2 separate regions of the Homo sapiens genome follow, and region 1 is linked to region 2. A link is a loop called in an ENCODE intact Hi-C map of the cell type or tissue named here. Cell type or tissue: dorsolateral prefrontal cortex. All regions are shown on one strand.

Region 1 (8,000 bases), 1.8 Mb after region 2:
TCTTCACTCACTTAGATGTCTTAGAAATCTTTCCAGGTTAGTACTATAGGTTTGCCTCAGTCTTTTTACCTACTGTATACTGCTCCATAGCATTGATTTCTATCCTTTATTTAGCCATTCCCCTTTTGATAGACATTTAGGTTATTTCCAAATTTTAACTTGTGTGAATAATGCTGCATTAAACATCCTGGAATGGACATGCCATTATTTCATTAAATACAACAACTTGTGAGGCAGGTTATTATGTGCCAGCTTTTGAAGAAGGGAAATTGAAGTGGGCACAGTCAAGGGGCTGAGCCAGGATTCAGCCCAAGCTGGTGTGGAGCTCATGCTTTTTCCCCTACACCAGGCTGCTGCCCCTGCCCTACCAACAGCCCCCACCTCTGAGCACCCCTTAAGTCACAACAAATGCCCTTTCTTCCACGTCACTTAAGTATGAATAGATCCTTGTCCTAAAAACATTGTGGGGCTCCTTACCCATCCCCTGGCTACTGAGGTCCTCTTTTCAAAGAAAGAAAAGGGAGAGGCAGGTTTTGGAAAACGCAAAATCATTTGAAAACCACACTGAATTGTGTGTTTCCAACTCAGCATCCCCCACTCTCTCCCCAGTTAGGAACCTACAAATCACATTTTCCAGCATCTCTTTGCCCATGTGGTTCTGGGTTTGAGTCTGTCACTGAGGGGAACTGGCACAAGATTTGAAAGGCGGAAGTGAAGGAGAAGCCATCATTCTCAAAGAGTAGCTGCTTGGGAACTGCTGGTTTTGCTGCTTCCAACCAAAGCACTTGGAAGGAGCTTCTAGAGATCCTCAAGCGTTGCAGCAACTTCCTGCAGGCTTGTGAGAACCACCAGCTTCAATACTTCAGGCCCAGGTTCCTGGCCGTGTCAATGTCCCTGGATTTTGGCAGCAGCTCCTCTAACCTCTGACACCCCGGATCTTCCAGCCATTCTGTCAGCCCCCGTTTCCCGCAGTCCCATAAGCCCCTATAACCTTCATGCCTGGAACGCAGAGAGGTTCCTGTTTTTCTAACCAAACTCTGACTGATATAAAAGTTAATGCCAAAAAAGAACATTGACTTTTGACTAGACTATTGATTTATGAAAAGTGTTGAAACTTTAGAAAGAGGTTTCTTTATGTTCTATTATTCCCCAGAAGGGCCATGATCCAGAAATGAGCTGAATTCATAACGCGTGTCAAAAAGGGAGCTGAGCTTTGGGGACAAACTTGCAAGTGACCGTGACTGGCAGGCGAATGGTGACCCAGACTGGGCCCCCCCAACCAGAACTGTCTCTGGACCATTTTGTCTTTGGAATCCCATTTTAGGAAAATTGAGGGATGCACAACATAGCTCTTCTTCAGAGGGTGCAGGAGAAGCAGGGAGAGGGATGAAGGCAGGGAAGGAAGACAAGACCCACTCTGACCACACAGCTGACCTCCACCCAGACTGCCCCCAGCTCTCATGCTGGATTGGCCTAGGAAGCCCTAACAATAGGCTATGTCTCCCGCCAGCAGCTTGGCCTCCCAGGAATGACTCACTCCACCCCTATTAGGTGTGGCAGGCTGGAAAATGGCCCCCAGAAGATACCAAATCCCTGGAACTTGTAGATGCACCTTATTTGAAAATAGGGGTTGTGCAAATGTTATTAAGTAGAGGATCTTGAGAAGAGGAGATTATCCTGGATTATCCTGGTGGGCCCCAAATCTAAAGATTTCAGACAGACACACAGAAGAGAAGACAATATGAAGATGGAGGCAGAGATTGAAATGTTGCGGCCACTTAGCCCAGAAGCATCAAAGTCGCCAGCAGCCACCAGAAACTAGGAGAGAGGCACAGAATGCTGTCTCCCCAGAGCCTCCGGAGGGAGCACAACCCTGCCGGCACCTTGATTTCAGACTCTGGCCTCCAAAGCTATGAGAAAATAAATTTCTGTTGTTTTAATCCACCAAGTTTTGAGTGGCATAGGAAGCTAATACAGGAGTATATACTGGAGGGACTTGAAGACCCTCTGGTCAATAATCTTTTGTTTGTTTGTTTGTTTTTGAGACAGAGTTTCGCTCTTTCACCCAGGCTGGAGTGAAGTGGCACAAACTCGGCTCACTGCAGCCTCCCCACCGTGCCCCATGGGTTCAAGCGATTCTCCTGCCTGAGCCTGGAGAATTGCCTGGGTTATTTTTGTATTTTTAGTAGAGTCAGGTTTTACCATGTTGGCCAGGCTGGTCTCGAACTCCTGATCTCAGATGATCCACCCGCCTTGGCCTCCCAAAATGCTAGGATTACAGGCGTGAGCCACCGCACCCAGCCTGGTCAATAATCTTTAAACCCTGCTCCTCAGAGGGCTTTTGGGGGCATCTTCAGGCAGGATTACGTAGGACAAGTAGGTCAGACTCCAGGCCAGCCATCCCTCATGGAGCAGAGCAGCTCCCCCGCAATCTCCTCTACATATTGGGCAGTGAAGTAAGATTAAGTAAGAACAAGTGATGGGGAACTGCGGGGAAGCAATTGTGGAGGGGCTGCAGGTGAGTTTTCAAGCCAAATATCCAACTGGTCCCTTCAGTTTTCCGTTTTCTCAGACAGACGGAGTGACTTGCCGCTGGTCATACAAGTTAGTAACAGAGCAGCAATCAGAACCTGGGTCTCCAGTCTACACTGCAGCACACAAGCCCACACTGAACAATTGCACAGCGCCAAGGACTGGGATTGGAAGGGACTGCAGGAGGATACTTTATCTGTCTCCTGCCCTCTGATTAGATGGTGGGAAGGTTTTAACTTAGGTAACTTTGCTGAAAAGGAGCTGCAGCATCTGCTGACCAGCTGTCGTGGCTTCTCCTAAGCAAGGTCTCTTCCCTTGGCTGGCTGTGCAGGCAGTTGATCAGCTTCTCTCAAAGGTCTGTGAACAGGAAGCCTGGAAACCCAGGTGACCCAGGTCATTGACATGCAGGAATCAGCTTGCTTCTTGGATTGGGCTCACTAGAAACTGACCCTGAGATGGAGATGTGAATGCAGGCAGAGCTGATAGCACTGGCCCCACTGCAGGAAGCCAGACCTGCTGGGGCAAGCCAGGGGCTTCCCACCCAGTCGCTGGCACAAACCCAGGACCCCAGTTCAGAAGCAGCAGAGTGGTACAAGCAGCCCTGTCCTGAATGTCTAGAGTCCTGGGTTGGAGGGGACTCGGTGGGTGCAGTGGGTGTCCTGGGGCTTGTCACTTGTCAGCTCTGGGCACCCCCCCATTTGTGGAACAGAGGGGCTCTGCCCCCTGCTCCCTAACCCCCTTCCAGCTGGCATTCTGCAAGGGGGCTGCCAAGCTACCACATCTGGCCATAATCTCCAGCTGTCATAGAGGAATAAAAATAGCAGCATGACAGACGATGACAGCTTTGGATGTTTCCCCTGCCTTTTTTGTGCATGTCAATTTCTTTTCTCCCAAGTTAGGGAAAGATTCCTTGATACAATCAGGATTATCTCATAATGCTTAATGAAGGGCCTCCTGGCGCCTCGGCCACAGATTACTCTAAGCTCTTGCTAACCCACTGAAAGGATGATAGAAATTGGCACAGGTACAAACCACCCGCTCCTTGTGCAGGGCCGTCAGAGCAGGGCATGCGAGGACTTCAGCAGATCCAGTAGGCCTACTGCTATGGCCTTGTGTGGTGAGGCAGATGTTCAAAAAGAGGATGGAGCTGAGTCTCTGCTGCTTACTCACGTATCCAGTGAGACAGGCACTGTCACAAAGAACACCGGGGGTCCCATCCCAGTTCGGTCTCATTCCAGAACTGACTGTGTGCTGGGGAATAAGCAACTCCTCTAAGCAGGGCCTCCTCTGGAAAATGAGGGAGTAAGTTTTCTTCTGCAGGTCAGTGTTGTTTGACTGGCTGCCTGAAGGTCATGCTGAGAAGGGTTTGGAGGCTACACGGGACTCTTCAGAGAATGGCTGTGCTCCACTGGGGATGTCTGCTATGGCCAAGACTGGGACGGTGGCCATATACATGCCACTAGACCTCTCTGGACTATATGAACTCTAAGGCTCATCCCAACTCTGGTATCTTATTAAATCTTATAGATATTCATCCTATGATCAAAACAGCCATAATATTCTCCTTACTGTGGCTTCTTGCCAAGTCCTTCAAATCATCTTTTTCTATCAAAGGTGGTGAATGTATGTAGTGGACACTCTTGTGTGCTACCCAGCTCTCTCCTTTAGGATTGGGGTTCTCTCTTCTTTCCCCCAGCTGCCAGGATTGGGGATGGCTCATGACCCCTTTCCTGGAATTGCACTGGGTTGAAGGGAGTGGCTTTGTCTTAGGTCATGCCTGCCCCCTTCCCCAAGGGGATATCTGTATCCAGTGACTGGTCTATTTAGGAACACAATGTGGGACAACTTTCTCCCAAGTTTCGACAGTTAAAGTCTGTCCCAACTCTATAGCAACTAGAAACTCCACACTGCACAATTTCACAGCACCAAGGACTAGGGCTGGAAGGGACTGCAGGAGGTTATGTCATCTGTCCCCTGCCCTCTGATTCGATGGTGGGAAGGTGGTAACTTACGTAACAGGCGAGAAGGAACAGTGGCATGTATTGACCAGCTGTCGTGGCTTCCCATAAGCAAAGTCTCTTCCCTTGGTAGAACTGAGCTTCTGTTTATTACATCATTAATTGCATCGCGGCTCATCTTTTCCCTTTCCCCAGTCCTGTATCTTTCACTCTCTTATAAATGCTGACAAGTGACAAGCCTCAGGACACCCGCTGCACCCACGGAGTCCCCTCCAACCCAGGACTCTAGACATTCAGGACAGGGCTGCTTGTACCACTCTGCTGCCTCTGAACTGGGGTCCTGGATTTGTGCCAGTGACCGGGTGGGAAGCCCCTGGCTTGCCCCAGCAGGTCTGGCTTCCTGCAGTGGGGCCAGAAATATGAGCTCTGGCTCCCCCTGGTGGCAAGACCAGAAACGAGCTCAGCGTGACTGTCCAGTGTCAAAGATGTGGGAGGAAGCAGCGGAGAAACCAAAGGAGGAGGAAGACGCCACCATCACTGTCCCCAGCCATGCAGCCTAAAAGTCACTATCCCTTCCTCTCTTAGAGTCTTTTGGTTCAGTTTCCGCCCCCATCATAGTAACAGAAGGGGCCTTGGGCCCAGTTGCAGCTAAATTTTGTCCCCGTGAAAGTTCGTATGTTGAAGCCCTAAATCCCAGTACCTCGGAATGCGACTGTATTTGAAGATAGCGCCTTCAAAGGGGTAGTTAAGGTAGAGTGAGGTAATGACAGTGCGCACTAACCAACGTGCCTGGTATCCTTATTAGAAGAGGAGATTAGAACACAGACACGCACAGGAGGGAGACCACATGGGGACCCGGGGAGAAGACAGCCTTCTACAGCCAAGAGAGGTCTCAGAAGAAAGCTGCCCTGATGATCTTCCAGAACTGTGAGAAGTGAATTTCTATTCTTTAAGCCGCCTAGTGTGCGGTACTCTGTTTTGGCCGCCCCAGCTGATTCATCGACCCCTAGTCCTTTCCCTTCCTGGCCTCCTGGCCCGCTTCTCCCCTCCCTCTCCCCTGCCTCACTCCCTCTTTCTCTCCATATCTGAAGATACCTCCTTTGCTCATTTATTCTCCAGATATTTACTGAGCCCAACGATGGACTCATTCTTAGAGACAGAGAAATGAATAAGAACTTTTATTCACCAGTAAATATTTACTGAGCACCTAGTAAGTACCAGGCTCTGCTGTAGGCACTGGGTTATGATGACACAAGGCAGGCATGATCCTCAAGGTGCAGTCGGCATGGGTGGGGTTGGGGGGACTGACATGCACGTGTCCAGCCTGTCTTCCACTGAGCACTGGGTGCAAACCCCATACGGAATAAGGCAGAACCCAACTCCCACAGAGTGGGGAAAAAAAGAACCCAGGAAGCCAGTAAATAGAGGTGAAGTTTGTGCTAAGCTTTGAAGGATGAGGAGGAGTTCTCTCTCTCCCTCTTGTTCTCCATAAAAGTCTATCACTAAGCAATGCTCAGTGAATATATGTTGACCACATGAGCAGAGAAATAGGATTAGTGACACGGCTCTGATGAGTGGAGGAACACCAGGGCTCTTCGTCTCGAGTCAAATTAGATAAAATGACATGGACACACACGGAGTGGTTTTTCTTTTTTTTTTCTTTTCTGAGATGGAGTCTCGCTGTGTTGCCCAGGCTGGAGTGCAGTGGCATGATCTCAGCTCGCTGCAAGCTCCGCCTCCTGGGTTCATGCCATTCTCCCGCCTCAGCCTCCCGAGTAGCTGGGACTATAGGTGCGCCCACCACCACGCCTGGCTAATCTTTTTCTATTTTCAGTAGAGACGGAGTTTCACCATGTTAACCAGGGTGGTCTCGATCTCCTGACCTCGTGATCCGCCTGCCTCAGCCTCCCAAAGTGCTGGGATTACAGGTGTGAGCCACCACGCCCGGCCTACACATGGAGTGGTTTCAAGGAGCAGAGAGTTTGATAGGCAAGAAAGAAAGGAGGAGCCAGAAGGAAGCAGCTCCCCTGTACAGAGATGGGGGGGCTCCAAAGCCGAGAAAGGAGACCCCAAGTGCAGCAGAAATCAGCCGGGTATATGAAGAGGCTGGAGAAGATGGTGTCTGATTTGCATAGGCCTCAGGGGAGTGGTTTGACCAGGCGTGTCATTCATGTAGCCCACGAAAAAACTGGCCCTCCCACCCTGCCCTTTTAATATGCAAATGCAGAACGCCATGATGTTCTACACACATGGGGATATATGGGGGCGGCCATGTTGCCAGGCACATGTAGGGGCAAGGGCAAGAGGACAACAGTGGGAATCGCCATGTTGGGTGGACCCACTTTCTAATGGCCTGCATTTGCATATCAAAGGTTGCCGGTGGGCTCTAAGAGCTGGGGCTTTCCTGCTAGACAAGAAATGTTTCTGGAGCTGCTTTAAGAGAGGAAAACTTTCCAAGGACCCCTTTTCCTATCTGCCTAAAATAATTTCTTAATAACTCCTACCACATTAGGATGCACGTCTAGTTGATGAAGGGAGGGGAGACACAGGTGAGGGACAGGCAGGCAGCTGCAGGAAGAAGAAAAAGAGACTTGCCCCAGAGGTGTGAGTACTCCCCAAGCTGACATCTGTTCTGATCTGAAAGTTAATTATGATATTTGGACGTTTTATTTTTGATCCTACTTAATAATTACAACAGAACCCAAAGTGTGAGATAACACTGAATCATTAAATGGGATTTAATTATTCTCCCAACTCTCAGGAATTAAGGGACTTCGGAGGAAATGCATGTTTTCACATAACAAAGCACGTGTTCCCCTCCTAATTCCTCCAATCTCTCAAGGCAGAAGGCAAAGGGCCAAGATGGCAGCACATGTAGCACAGTGGCTACAGGTATCCTATCTGTGCAAAGGGTCTAGGTGTTCCACTGGGTTTGGAGTATTCCCAGCAGTCAGGGTGGTAGATGTGTTCATTCAGCCATTCATTCACTCAACAGAAATTCATGGAGTGCCTACTGCTATGTGCCAGGCATTGCTCGTTCTAGGCCTTAGGGAGACAAGGTGGGCAAGGCAGACAAAATCCCCCCTCAAATGCTGATTACACTCTAGTCGTGGAGACTAGACTAATAAACAAGTGGAATATTGGACAATGAGAAGTGCTATGCAGAGGATTTCAATAAGGTGTTGTGTCGAGAGGGGCTGGCTAGATGGCCACTTCAGACCACATGGCCCAAGACAGGCTCATTTGGGAGGTGACAGGTAAATGGAGGTCTGAATGAAAAGAAAGAGCCAGCGCTCCTAAAGCAAGCTCAGGGGCAGCAAATGCAATGATCCTAAGGTGGGAATGAGGGACAGAGAGTAAGAGGGGGTGGGATGAGTGAGGGGTAAGCAGGACCCCCTGCATAGGAGCAGGCAGCAGAAGAGCCTTGCAGCTCAGATAAGGAATTGGGTTTAATTTTAAGGGAAAAGGGAAACTGCTGGAGAGTTTTAAGGGGTGGGTGGAGTCATACAC
Region 2 (8,000 bases):
TCAGGAGTTCAAGACCAGCCTGGCCAACATGGTGAAACCCTGTCTCTACTAAAAATACAAAAATTAGCGAGGCGTGGTGGCAGGCGCCTGTAATCCTAGCTACTCAGGAGGCTGAGGCAGGAGAATCGCTTGAACCCGGGAGGCAGAGGTTGCAGTGAGCTGAGATCACGCCATTGCACTCCAGCCTGGGGACAAGGGCGAGACATCATCTCAAAAAAAAAAAAAAAAAAAAAAAGATGATGATTCTGCAGGGTCAGTGAAAGGTGTCAGAAACCTGTACCAGTCTCATGAATGTGGAAAGTCTCAGCAGAGTGAAGCTGTCCAGGTCTTGGAAATGCCACGATGTCTCACGTCTTCCTCTCTCCTCATTTAGAGACCTTCAGTGTGCACCCACATTGGGTCATTCCCTTATTAGTTTGAGCTCCTGTATCTCTCAGCCTCGTATCTGTGTGAATCCCGATGCTAGCAATGGCACATACAGCTGCAATGACCACCAGGCTGTAAACCTGAGGGCCAGAACTTTGTCTCCCCTGTTCACTGTTCTAGCCCCAGCACCTGAAACAGTGCCTGGCCACGCAGAGGCATGGAACAAAGAATGTTTCGGGCATTCCTGGGTGCTCTGCAAATACTGTTAGCTCTTATCTTCTCAGTTCCTTAAGAACTGGGGAAGAGGAAAAAGCAGTATGATTCCCACTTCACAGATAAAACAAGTTAGAGAAGTTAAGTGCCTTTCCCAAGGTCAAATAAATTCTAAATAAAGAGTACTCAGCATCAGTCAGCCATGGTGGCTCACGCCTGTAATCCTAGGGTTGTGGGAGGCTGAGGCAGGAGCACTGCTTGAGCCCAGGAGTTTGAGACTAGCCTGGACAATAGGGTCTGGGTTATGTTTATTTTTCTAAAAGGAAATTAAAAAATTAGCTGGGCAAGGTGGTGTACAACTGTAGTCCCAGCTACTTGGGAGGCTGAGGCAGGAAGATTGCTTGAGCCCAGGAGTTTGAGGCTGCAGTAAGCTATGATTGCACCACTGCACTCCAGCCTGGGTGACAGAGCAAGACCCTGTGTCTAAAGAGAAGTAAAGGAAAGAAAGAAGAAAGAAAAGAAAAAAGAAAAGAAAAAGGAAAGATGGAAAGAAAGAAAAAAGGAAAGAGAGAGAGAGAGACGCGGGAAGCAGTGGCTCTTGCCTGTAATCCCAGCACTTTGGGAGGCCTGGGTGGGCGGATCACTTGAGACTAGGAGTTCAAGACCAGCCTGGGCAACATAGCGAAACCCTGTCTTTACAAATGGTAAAAAAAAAATTGGCCCAGCATGGTGGCGCATGCCTATAATCCCAGCTACTGGGGAGACTAAAGTGGGAGCATCGCTTGAGCCTGGGGAGGTTGAGGTTGCGGTGAGCCATGATTGCACCATTCCACTCCAGCCTGAGCAACAGAGTGAGAGAGAGAGAGGAAGCAGTATGGAAAGAAATGAATTAAAGAGAGAAAATGAGAAAAGAGAGAAAAAGAAAGAAAGAGAGAGAGAAAGAAAGGAAGGGAAGGAAAGGAGTGGAGGGGAGGGGAAAAGAGGGAAGGGAAAGGGGAGGGAGAGTCCTCTGCACTGAAACGCAGGTCTGAATGACCCCCAGGGACAGCAACATCACCTACAATGTAGCATACTGCCTGACACATAGTACATGCTCACTACACAGTTTTTGAAAGAATGAGTAGTATCAATATATAGTTTCTCATTTTCAGAAAGCAAAAAAATTGAGATGGTCACATGAAGCTACCCAGGCTGCACAGAAGGTGGCAGAGTTTGCAATGGCGGGGGTTGGGTTGGGGCAGGGGCCTAGCACAGAAGTCCAATACTGAATAGGCCAAGGGGCAGAAAATGAACTCCTGCTGGGCACCCGCCATAGCCCCACAGGAGGCTATCATTAGCTCCTATATTAACTGAGGAAGTGAAAGAATGAGGAGATGAAGCAAGCAGCCCCAACTCACACACTTGATTAGTGTTGTGGAACCTGGCTTCAAAGGCAAGTCTGCGCAACCTCTGCCATGCCCCGCTGACTTTCGCCTGACATTTCTGAGATCAAAAGTGAAAGCTGTACATCCAGGAGCTCATTCTTCAGAAAAAGTAGATGAAGGGGCTGGAAGGAGATTTTAGTAAAACTCTGCAGCTATTGTCCATGCGTACAGCTTATTCCATTATTTTCCAATTGATCTGTTTGTTTTGGCTGTAATATTAGCTGGTTGCTAAGCAACTGCTCAAAGAGCTAACATGCTGAACTTTTTTTGGTAACCAAATAGAACCCCAAAAAAGGTGATATAAATCAGTGTTTGGGGGTACAAGCCGAGGGCTGCCAGTCGGCCTGCTCTGGTACCCTGGGGGTTTGGGAGTAACCTGGCCCCTTCGACAGAGTGAGCAGGCTGGCATGGAGGAAGGCTGCTTTCCTCCTCCTCTAATGCTAACATTTAACTTCTCTGGGGCCTCAGTTTGGTCACCTGTAATGGTAGTTACCTTAAAGAGCAGTGTGAAGAACAGAGGTAATGACAGACTGAGTGCAGCTGGCAGGGTTTCTGGCACATGGTAAGGGCTCAGTAACTTGTAACTGTCATCATTCTTAAGTAATTAACAAATGTGTTTTTTTGAGATAGGGTGTTGCCCTGCTGTTCAGGATGGAGTGCAGTGGCACAATCATGGCTCACTCTAGCTTCAGCTGCCTGGGCTCAGGAGATCATCCTGTCTCAACCTCCCAAGTCGCTGAAACAACAGGCATGTTCCACAATGCTCAGCAATTTTTTTTCTTTTTTTTGGAGATGGAGTCTCACTCTGTTGCCAGGCTGGAGTGCAGTGGTGCGATGTCAGCTCACTGCAACCTCTGCCTTCCGGGGTTCAAGCGATTCCCCTGCCTCAGCCTCCCTAGTAGCTGGGACTACAGGCATGCACCACCATGCCCAGCTAATTTATGGTATTTCAGTAGAGATGGGGTTTCACCATGTTGGCCAGGATGGTCTCGATCTTCTGACCTCGTGATTCACCGGCCTCGGCCTCCCAAAGTGCTGGGATTACACGCGTGAGCCACCGCGCCTGGCCAATTTTTGAAATTTTTTGTAGAGATGGGGTCTCACTATATTGCTCAGGCTGGTCTCGAATTCCTGGGTTCAAGCAATTCTCCCACCTCAGCCTCCTAAAATGCTGGGTGACAGGTGTTAGCCACTGCACCTGGCCAATATTAATATCTTGACAGAGCTTGGGTACAGAATTTTATGGGAGATCAGTGCTGAGAAAGTCAGTTTCTAGAAGGGTCTGGGGGCTTCATTGGAGTCCTCAGCTGCCACAGCAAACAGCACCCTTAACCTCAACTCCCACCAGTGATGCTATGGTGTGCACAAGGGGCATCCACTGGTAACGTCTGGGTCAGAAATGAATCCATCTACTCACCAGAAAAAATGTCCCTGAAGCCAAGGGTAAGTTGATATGATTATGTCATATGAAAAGAACAGTGTCTGCTTATTTGGGGCTTCCGAGAGAATGACATTCCTCATTGATTCTCATAAATACTTTGGTGCCTAGGAATTGTCTAGGTCAGAGGTTACACTCTGGTAGTTTGGGGTGGGGGTGTGAGGAGTCAAGGCAGCCTGAAGGCATATTTTGTCGGCCTCAACAGCATTTGAAATGATTTTTTTGCTCCAAATCATCATCTAAAAACAATTTTTAAAAATTAGTTGCCAACATTAAAAAAACATTTTATATGAAAATCCAGATTCCCAACTCCTCTTGAAAAATATGAATACCTAGTAACCTTCCCTGCGTCCATAAAGCAATAATGGCACGATTGTGTGGAGAGACGACTGGCTCCCTGAGACCAGGGCTCTGGTCTCTCTATTGAATTGTACTCAGCATTCTTGGGAAAAGTCTGGGAAGAAAGTAATAAAGTTTTAAAAGCAATTTGCAATATTTCAAAACCCCTGAGGGGAACCACATACCTTCCTGTGATAAGGTAGCTAAGGCCAACTACCACCTCAAGTGACTCTGCATTAAGCAAGTGCTAAGTAGAAGGGCACACTAGCTACCTCACTTCAAGTAGGGTCTGGATTAGCAGTGAACGATGCCTTTAATTAATAAAACATAGAAAGACAAAGAAAAAAAAACTGTTCATACGTATTGCTTTTTAAAACATGATGCCCATGAGGTCAAATAATTAAATAGTCCTTGCACAGGGAGTAGAGACCACAGACTCATACGGGGCCAGCTCACTTTCAATTGGCTGGAGCGAAGAAGAGTCCCAGAGGGGTGGAGGGTGGGCAGGGGTCCAATCCTGAAGCCTCTTTTCTTAGTCTAGGGTGGCACTCACTCCCATCATCTATCTGTTCCCTTGGGAGCCTGTCATCCCGGAAGCTGCCCAAGTTTCAGAATCTGCAGGCATCAGAGGCTGCAAGCCCCGTCTGGCCACATGGGGGCACCCTGGCTCCACACACTGGATTCTAAGACCCAGCAGGCACTGGCACAGGCGCTGGGGCTGGAGGGAGTGCTCCATTTCTGCAGCCTGGTGGGTCAGGGGTTGAGGCTCATGGTGCTGGGTACCACAGCACCTCCCATTCCCGATTCAGGGTCATGCTGCCTAGGGGTCGCTGACCCTACTGTTTTTAACAGAGTCTGGTAGGGACTCCTCCCGCCCCAGGGGAGGGATTAACACTAGGAAACCCGGAGATGTCCCTGGAAGGACACGGACTCAGAAGCTGGAGAGAGAACACAGGCTGCCTGACCTTGCTCCAGACAGCGCAGGGCACGGAGGGTATGCAGGCTAAACCTACGCTTTGGCTTCCCGACAGAAAGTTTAAAGACTCCTAGAAGCTCTTTTCAGAGAGAAAGAGACAGAGGCAGTAAGAGAAAGATACTAAGAGACAGAGAGACGGAGTCAGAAGGAGGGAGGGAGAGCAAGAGAACGAGAGAGAAAGAAATCAGACCTTGCCTGGTTTGCGACAAACAGAAACCCCAGCGCAGCCCAACAACGTGTAGCAGGGTGACGGGCAGACCTGGGGCTGCAGACGCTGGTTCACACCCTGGCGTGAGCTCTCTGGACTTGGACTGTTATTTTGCTTCTCTGGGCCCCACTCTTCCTTCCTGTAGAATGCAGGTAGCTATACCTGCCTCTGGGGTTCGATGTGTAGAACCAATGGGATGATATATGCAAATCACCTCTCATGGTACCTGGATCTAGGCAGGCACTCACTAGGTATTGGCATAATTCATGCTGACCAATGGCAGTAAATAAAGGATTTTTTTAAAATGTCATTGGACCATGATACTGTGTGACTTTAGTTTTCTCATGTGTGAAATGGGACCTTTGGGCCATATGACTTCCATGGCTCCTATCAATCCGAATTGTGTACTATTCTGTAATAAATGCACTCTTCACACAGCCATCTAAGCCTTCCATTAGCCGAGTGCTTTCTCCAGCTGCTGACACCCCGTCCCATGATGTGGGGGGAGCTGGAAAGGGACACTGGAGATTCACAGAAGCAGTTGTCATGGTGCTTATGCACTTGGCTCTGCAGCCAGACTGGCTGTTTCCACCCCAGTTTCCCTTTCCTAGATGAGTAACCCCGGGCCAACGGCTCCTGGTCTCGGTCCCACAGTTCCCCATTTAGAAAAGGAAGGTGATAATACTACCCACGGCAGGGACTTTGGGGGAGGAAATGAGATCCTACCTCTCAAGCACTCAGAACAGTGCCTGGCGCGCAGCAAACACTTCCATAAGCACTAGGCATCATCATCACTTAGATTTGTTTAAAAGACTGGGCAATAATCTTTCTTGGGTTATATGAAGGTTGTCTGGTCCAAAACCAGAAGAAGGAGGGTATGTTTTCTTCTATTTATTATTATTATTTTTTGAGAAGGAGTCTTGCTCTGTCACCAGGCTGGAGTGCAGTGGAGCAATCTCGGCTCACTGCAACCTCCGACTCCCTGGTTCAAGAGATTCTCCTGCCTCAGCTTCCCAAGTAGCTGGGATTACGGGCACATGCCACCAAGCCCAGCTAATTTTTTTGGTATTTTTAGTAGGGGGGGGGTTTCACCATGTTGGCCAGGATGGTCTCGAACTCCTGACCTCGTGATCCACCTGCCTCAGCCTCCCAAAGTGCTAGGATTACAGGCGAGAGCCATCGCGTGCCTGCCTGAGGAGGGTATGTTTTCATAGATGCTACAGAAAAAGCAATAGACTGGCAGACAAAAAGAGATGTTCGCTGGACCAAGCTCTGCCATCAACATTTCCTTCTGCAAACTCAGGTTTCAGTCTGTTCACTGAGAACTCTATTGCTGGGTGGCTGTGGGCAGGTCCCTTCCCCTTTCTGGGTCTCTGCTGCCCCATCTGGAAAAGAAACCTGTTGGACTAGATGATGACCCTAAGGGCCTTTTGGTCCTGGCACTGCATGGCCCTATGTGCCTTCTGGCCTGATGGCCAGGCCCCTGCAGGTCCTTACCTGAGGTACTCATAGAGCCCATACATGGGCAGGAAGTCAATGTCAGACAGGAACATGTAGGGAGTGCTGATGTGCTTCATGGCCACGTTGCGCAGCAGGTTCACGGGGTAGAACTGGCCCTCCTTGTACACGATGTGGTAGCCCACGTTGTGGCGGCTCATAAGCACCTCAGAGCCCTGTGCGTAGCGGAGGAACTGCTGGGCCTCGGCGTCTGACAGGTAGAGGGCCAGGCTGATGGGCCCCTCCCAGTGCTTGCAGATGGCCTCCAGCATCTGGAGCCTGGAAGAGACAGGGAGGGTGAGCCGCGGGACCTGGGCCATCCATGCATCATCCGCCGGGCCTGTTGTGGGGCTCTGCCTCCAGTGACACTTGATCAACCAGCTGTGGATCAAATCCCTGCTTTCAACGTTGACTCACTCAGTTCCTTTACCTATAAAACAGGCATCAAAACACTTACCTTGCTGGTTCTCATCTTTCCCTGCTTCCAACTGAACATGTGATATGAAGTTGTATCCCACTATAAGCCTTGGACTCCTCGTTTCAAAGCCAGGTGGTGAGTATATTAAATGATTTGAAGATCCCCTTCCAGCCCCAAAGTCCTACACTTCTCTCTCCACAAAGGTATAAAAAAGCTCTGCTGATCTCCTAAGGCAGTGACCAGCCAGAGAGGACTTACACAAACTTAGAGGCTGCTAAGTTACAAGGAACGGTAAAATAAACAGTAAACACAAGAGCTACAACAACTATAATTACAGATGTGCTGCAGTGTGCCAGGAGCTTCCCAGAATTCTCTCAATAACCTTGAGCACTAGCTGTCATTCTCCCCATTTTCCTGATGGAGGAACGGACGTGCCGTATGTTCAATCAGCTTGGCCTCTTACACTTAGAGGCCAGACATGTGTAGACAGGTACCCTGATGGGACCTTGGAGTCAGGGAGAAAAAAATAACACTAAAAAAGGGAATAGAAAAATATGTGAATGTTGGAAACAAAAGTCTACCTGGGGTGATGCTGTCTGCATCACTCGTCTTCAGAGCCCCTACTACCCCAGGGCGCCAGGCAACTGTGCAAGGCTACCTCAGAGATGCTGAGCCAGGGAGAGGGGGAAAAATAGAGCCCAGGGAAAAAATTAAAAAAAAAAAAAAAAAAGGTGTGTGTGGAGGGTTTGCAACAGAGAGGGTTCTGCAAAGACGTCTGAAGATAAATCTATAAAGATATTTTCTTTCAAAGGCGTTAGAAGCGTCTGGTACATAAAATCTATGGCTAAGAAACAGCAAAAGCCTACTTGAATTGTTTTTCCTTACCCAGCAAGAGGTACGTAATCAGCAGTCTCCTGGTCAGAATGCCCACTTTATTCGGACGATTACCAGGAAATCGATTCCATGCATTTCCATGCTTCTAAACAAAAGGAAATGGGCACACCTATCTTGTTTCAATGGCCTTTTTGATGACTTCCAGAGTTTTCTCTCAGTAATTCTGTTAAGTGGCACTGCCCAGATTTGCTTCCTCGTTCAATAGGGAGGATTAAGATATTCACCAG

Evidence for each region. Hi-C counts contacts between places; a loop is a spot of excess contacts. Peaks named below come from ENCODE experiments on the same cell type or tissue, not always from the same donor. Only the 100,000 strongest peaks of a DNase experiment are listed, where the experiment ranks them.
Region 1: it touches region 2 in a loop (7-fold over the local background); 14 of 110 quality-filtered maps call a loop at or near these places.

What each region holds. Positions count from the first base shown.
Region 1 is chr22:35,145,780-35,153,779 of GRCh38, forward strand. The region is part of intron 4 of LINC01399 (long intergenic non-protein coding RNA 1399); the gene reads right to left. Among named protein-coding and RNA genes, the nearest start is that of LINC01399, 81 kb to the right of the region's middle. RefSeq lists an enhancer at 2,915-2,964. In dorsolateral prefrontal cortex, a CTCF peak has its summit at 4,929 (motif pointing left); a DNase peak (open chromatin) is centred at 4,922; H3K27me3 peaks cover 1,279 bases.
Region 2 is chr22:33,297,768-33,305,767 of GRCh38, forward strand. It overlaps LARGE1 (LARGE xylosyl- and glucuronyltransferase 1), which reads right to left. Exons shown (of 15, transcript NM_133642.5): 12 at 6,462-6,740. Among named protein-coding and RNA genes, the nearest start is that of MIR4764, 130 kb to the right of the region's middle. RefSeq lists enhancers at 2,066-2,115, 2,126-2,495. In dorsolateral prefrontal cortex, CTCF peaks have their summits at 4,437 (motif pointing right) and 4,644; DNase peaks (open chromatin) are centred at 4,434 and 5,572; H3K4me3 peaks cover 715 bases; H3K27ac peaks cover 812 bases.